Regions from separate parts of the Homo sapiens genome. Here region 2 is linked to region 1. A link is a loop called in an ENCODE intact Hi-C map of the cell type or tissue named here. Cell type or tissue: tibial artery. All regions are shown on one strand. Links, peaks and the distances in the headings refer to the core of each region. The heading gives the core; the rest is flanking DNA. Region 1 overlaps LPIN2 (lipin 2). Region 2 has its middle 12 kb from the start of MYOM1.

Region 1 (2,914 bases), core at 89-2,588:
TCCCTGATTCCCTCCCCTCTCTCTTGCTCACTTTCACTGTGTAATGGTTTTGCACAATTTTTGTTTCTCACAGTTACTATAACTGGGCTTTGGCAGCTCCCATGATCCTTAGCTTGCAAGTATTCCAGAAGAGCTTGCCTAAGGTGAGGCGATCCACCATCTGCTGCCTTTCCGAAAGCATCCGCAGTGTCTAGTACTTACACAAATCCATATGTGCATATTTCTGAACTGGGTACTATTCAAAGTTTTACTTGAGCTTAATATTTAATATAAAAGATCAAAGTCATATGTACCCACTAAAAATATCTCATGCCCAAACTCTGGGAAATTAGCAGGGCTGCCACTTCTTTATTTCATTTTTATTAGACATAAATACTAGTTTCTGATGGTCTGTAAAAGTTGAGAGATTTTACTAATCATAAGTTAAATATGGAATGAATGAAAAAAACTTTTTCTCCCATTAATATGGGAAGAAGCAGCAAGAAGAAGGTGATGTAGCCAAGAGAAGCTTGACATCAGTGTGGTTAGGGCAGATGGTGGCTAACATACCTGTTATATACAAACTCACAATTGGTTTTTAATCTGTCCCCCAAGAAGACATCATCAGCCTAGTTGGTCCTCTTAACTCATGAGAACCACATTTTCCAAAGATAGATAAATGAGATTTGCCCACCTGTCAGCCCCTAAGGTCCTACATAGCAGACCGCCTGGTCTCATGCCACAGAGCTGTGCTGCCATGAAAGCAGGACGGGGTCTGTCTCTCAGAGGTGTTAAAAACGCTAGAGGAATCTGGGAGGTGTGAAGAGAGCATCGGTCACGTTCTCACATTCCATAGTAAGGCCCCGTCCTTCAGGCTAGCATAGAAGGTAGGTGCTGTGTGGCCAGTAGATTGCCCAGACTAACCCAGGTTGGTTGTTTTCAGGCCACAGTTGAGTCCTGGGTGAAAGACAAGATGCCAAAGAAATCTGGTCGCTGGTGGTTTTGGCGAAAGAGAGAAAGCATGACCAAACAGGTAACAGACCTAGAGGTCATTGTTTCCGTGGGCTGAAAGAAATGAATCTTTCATTTATTCAAAAAACCTTTTTGTCAGGCACAGGAATTTGGACTGTATAGGGCTATTTTACCATATAGCAGTTTCCATTTTTGAGCACTTAGGACGTGCAGGTGTTGTCCCAAGTGGTCCTTTACTGTAGCTCAGCACTAGAGATGTTCGAGTTGCCATTTCACAGGTAAGGAAACTTGGGTGCTTCACGAAGTCACATAACTGGTGAGAGACGGAGCTGGGGCAAGACCTTGAGTCTGACTCCAGAGCCTGTGCTCTTTCTGCTTCACTGTATTACCTATCAGATAGGAGCAGAAGGTTATCGTCTGCCTGCATAGTTCCAGATGCAAATAACCAGAATCTGTTCCACCAGGTCTCCATAGAAATTCATCCAGAGAACCATACTAAACAAGCAGCAGAGCAAGTCTTTTTTTCCCCAACACCTTCTGAAAAAGAGGGTTCAGGGAGTTCTCACCTGTTTTTCAAATGTCAGAAGGGAAGTCTTGCCTGAACCAAGTTCATGTCCACGTCAGCAAGGGGGCTGCCTTTCAGTCCCTTCTGCACGTGGTGAGTTACTCCCAGGAGGAGAAGGAAGCTGGGGACCTAACAAGTTTGGGTCGCTTGTATTATGTTTTGTGACTTGAAATGGTGCTCTTAAAATGTTTTCCTTCTGGGTCTGTAGGGACAGTGATTTGCATAGAAGCACATGACTTCTGTCTTAGGTTTCTAATTCTTTGGCTCAGAATAGAGAAAGTCTGGTTTTTGAGCATTTTTAAGTTGTGGGTTCAGAAGGCAGTTGTGTTCTTTCCTAGAGAGGGCTGCTGATGAACTTGGCTTATCTGTAGGGAAAAAATTGCATGTTGCCATTATCATCTTGCTGTTACAGCTGCCAGAATCCAAGGAGGGAAAATCTGAGGCACCGCCAGCCAGTGACCTGCCATCCAGCTCCAAGGAGCCGGCCGGTGCCAGGTGGGTGCCCTGTCCTCTGCCCGGCTCATAGCACTCAGGCCCTCTAGCAGGGCCATTACTTCTAAGTTGATTTTGGCAGCTTGTTTAGTTCTTGGGAGTATCTTCTGCAGATACTACATGCTGTGATATATTTGTGCCACTCAGCAGATGACAACTGCTTTTCTAAAAAACATCACCAGCTTAGAAAAATAAATACCCTGCCTCCTTGTGGAGCCGTGGCGCCAGCGTATGGGAAGGGGCCGTGAGGAACGCTTCAGCCATGTTGGCCCAGGTGCCTCTGCTCCCCCTGCATCCCATCCGGAGCCAAAGGGAGACATACAAAATAATCTCCAGGTTGGCTTGGGTGGGTTTCCTTTCCTGGAAGAAACAGCATTCTTTGGACAGTTAGGGTGAGCAGCCCTGAGAGGAGTTGCTCGCGATACGCCGTGTTCCTGCTTCTGCCTGTCCACCTCCCCCGGCCAGTGCATGCTTGCTTCTCCCAGCCCTTGGCTGTCTCATTTAGTGTCTAAGGCTGAGGGTTTATTTTCTTGCCCCTTACCGCCCCCCATCCTATATCTTTTAAGGGGTGTCTAAAATTTTTCTTACTAGTTTTTGTTTTTTTCTAGAGTCTCACTGTGTCACTCAGGCTGGGGTGCAATGGCATAATCATAGCTCCTCGGCTCATACAATCCTGCCTCGGCCTCCTAAGTAGCTGGGACTACAGGTGTGGGACACCATGCCTGGCTAATTTTTAAATTTGTATTTTGTAGAGACAGGGTCTTGCTGTGTTGCCCAGGCTGGTCTCAAACTCCTGGGCTCAAGCAGTCCTCCTGCCTCAGCCTCCCAAGTAGTTAGGACCACAGACAAGTGTCACTACCCCTGGCTAATTTTTAAATGTTCCGTAGAAACTGGGTCTCCCTATGT
Region 2 (2,914 bases), core at 143-2,642, 300 kb before region 1:
GGACTTTGATTGAGTTCTTCTTTCCTCTGGAGAAGGAATGGTAGATGAATCCGTGGACAGTTTCCATTCATATGACTTGTCAGCATTGAACACATAACACCTCTTTTTGCATTACCTCACAGAGTGTTGATTCAGTAAAGCATTAAAGCTGTGGGCTGGCAGTGCTACCCAGTAATCCCTGAAGGGCCAGAGAGCCATAGGTTAAGTTTGGAGGGGCTTTACCAGGGTCTATTATTCAGTGTCCTGCCATGTGCTACACAGTTCATTATTTGCTTGAGGAAAAAGAGCAAGCCCTGATAGTAAGCGGGTAAGGGGACATGCTTCCCAAGAGTAACTTACTCTGTTTGTACTCTCAATACCTTGCAGAGTGCTAGCCATGTCATGTGTGCTTAGTAAAACCTCAGTTAAATCTATAAACTTTAAGAACTTTGGAACAAAAGTAGTAGAAAAAGTAAGGGAGTTTTAGCAAGTGGGTAAATGATGAAAGTAATCCTGTGTTGAAACTCAACCAGATGAATGTTGTTACCAAACTTCTGTACGGTCCACTAGGTCCAAAAATAAATTTTTGTGGTACATAGGTAGTAGAAGTGGCCAGATTAGCCATAGACAGATCTTGTTTACATATAAAGGCACAATAAAAACTATTGTCCAAGGCAGGGGAGAACAATGCATAAAATCTTTAATATATCTATACTAGTTCTTACAGTAATTATTTCTATTATATGCTCTTTCCATTATAAAATGCTCATTAGGGTGCATGCCTTAGCATGACTTTAAAACACTACAAAGGAACAAAATTTCAAACCTCCAAATCAGATTGTACTACGTTTAAAAATAGGAAAATTGGCCAAGGAATGAAAAATATTAATAGAAATAAATTTAAAACTGCAGTGCTCAACACATGATTTTCCAATGGTGAAACATATTTATGTGAAATACAGTTGGAAAATAGATTATTAAAACTGAAAAATATAAACATATAATTAATTTCTTATAGCATATATCACAACTGCAGGTGAATTATAGGTAAGCATGGAACATAAAGCATAATAAGTTGAATAGAATTGTATAAGTATCCTTGTTGGGAAGAAGAGTAGACATTTTTAAAAATGGCTTTAACTAATGTATTATTAGAACACAATAAACTACACATATTTAAACTGTACCAAGTGACAAATTTTAATACATGTATACACTTGTGAAACCATCATCGCAATCAAGATAGTAACATACCCATCACCCCAGAGTGCTCTCGGGCTCCACTGTGACCCATTGCTCCCAAGTCTTCCCACCTGTCCCCTCTCCCAGACCCACACAACCACTGATCTGCTTTCTGTTACTATCATTTGCATGAATTTAAGTTTTTGACTAGTAAAGTGGTTATTGATTATATGACGGATGGTTCTACTTTTTTTTTTTTCCATGATGGAGTCTTACTCTGTTGCCCAGGCTGGAGTACAAGGGCACCATCTCGGCTCACTGCAAGCTCCGCCTCCAGGATTCAAGCAATTCTTGTGCCTCAGCCTCTCGAGTAGCTGGGATTACAGGAGTGTGCCACAACACCCCGCTAATTTTTGTATTTTTAGTTGAGACGGGGTTTTACCATGTTGGCCAGGCTGGTCTTGAACTCCTGACCTTAGGTGATCCGCCAGCCTCAGCCTCCCAAAGTGCTGGGATTACAGGTGTGAGTCGCTGCTCCTGGCCGGGTTCTACTTTTAAAAATTCAAAATATAATTAAAAAAAGCAAGGAAATAACTGAAATGGAAACTTTTTGTGGTAAATGACAAGTAAAAGCTTAATATCTACACTAGCAAACATTTAATAGAAAGAATATTTTATTTTGGCTTGTTTGATTGCAAGGAACAGGGACAGTCCAATTAACTAAAAAAAAAAAAAAAAAAAAAGGATGCGGCTGGGCGCAGTGGCTCATGCCTGTAATCCCAGCACTTTGGGAGGCCGAGGCTGGCAGATCACGAGGTCAAGAAATCGAGACCATCCTGGCCAACATGGTGAAACCCCGTCTCTACTAAAAATACAAAAATTAGCTGGGCGTGGTGGCACGCACCTGTAGTTAATTCCAGCTACTGGGGAGGCTGAGGCAGGAGAATTGCTTGAACCCGGGAGGCAGAGGTTGTAGCGAGCCAAGATCGCGCCATTGCACACCAGCCTGGGCAGCAAGAGTGAAATTCCGTCTAAAAAAAAAAAAAAAAAAAAAAAGGATGCATATTTTAGGGATACACATGACTGGATTACTGCTGAAAACAGAGGTAGTTTGAAGGCTTGGCTCTTCAGGTTTTCTCTCAAGGGTTTCATGGGCCAAATGTTTGTTCTCCAGTTGCACCTCTGCTTCTTTAAGCCCATTTGTTTTGTTTGCTCCCTGCCACCCATCTTTGCTAACTTTAGTTTGCGGTCCCTCATAATTTCAGCATGCTGTGGCTCATCTGATTCCAAATACACCCGTGGCATACCTTGATTCAGCCTCTTTGACTTTCGTTCCTTCTATTAAGTGTATTGACACTCAGTCTTTTCAAATTCAAATTCTTACGGGAGGAGTGTGATTGGCTTGGCTCGCCTTTTTGGCCCAGGCCATTCACTGTTACCTTTAGATCAGAAATGACCCATCACCTGGGATCAAAAAGCAAGGTCACCTAGTTCTAAACATCAGCAGGGCAGCTTTCCTCAGGAAGGGGTATGAGTAGTGCAGGCATTGAGTGCTTTCCTGTCTAGCAAAGATAATGGTGCTTGAGAGCCAGCTGGAACTGGGTTCAAATCCCAGCTCTATTATTTAGTAGCTGTGTCACTTTGGGGTACTTGCCTAACCTCTCTGAGCCTTGGTTTTTTTGTTACTGTTGGAAGGTGTCCAAGTTCTTGGCATCATGAACAAAGAATTGGACAAAATGCACAAACAAAGCAA

What was found. Hi-C counts contacts between places; a loop is a spot of excess contacts. Peaks named below come from ENCODE experiments on the same cell type or tissue, not always from the same donor. Only the 100,000 strongest peaks of a DNase experiment are listed, where the experiment ranks them.
Region 2: a loop joins it to region 1, with 4 times the contacts of the local background. A loop is called at or near these places in 101 of 110 quality-filtered maps.

The regions. Positions count from the first base shown.
Region 1 is chr18:2,925,820-2,928,733 of GRCh38, reverse strand. It overlaps LPIN2 (lipin 2), which reads left to right. Exons shown (of 20, transcript NM_001375808.2): 11 at 74-143; 12 at 923-1,012; 13 at 1,929-2,011. Among named protein-coding and RNA genes, the nearest start is that of LPIN2-AS2, 40 kb to the left of the region's middle. In tibial artery, for the core only: no CTCF peak of the experiment used is centred there; no DNase peak of the experiment used is centred there.
Region 2 is chr18:3,230,838-3,233,751 of GRCh38, reverse strand. It overlaps a transcript of MYOM1 not described here. Among named protein-coding and RNA genes, the nearest start is that of MYOM1, 12 kb to the right of the region's middle. In tibial artery, for the core only: no CTCF peak of the experiment used is centred there; no DNase peak of the experiment used is centred there.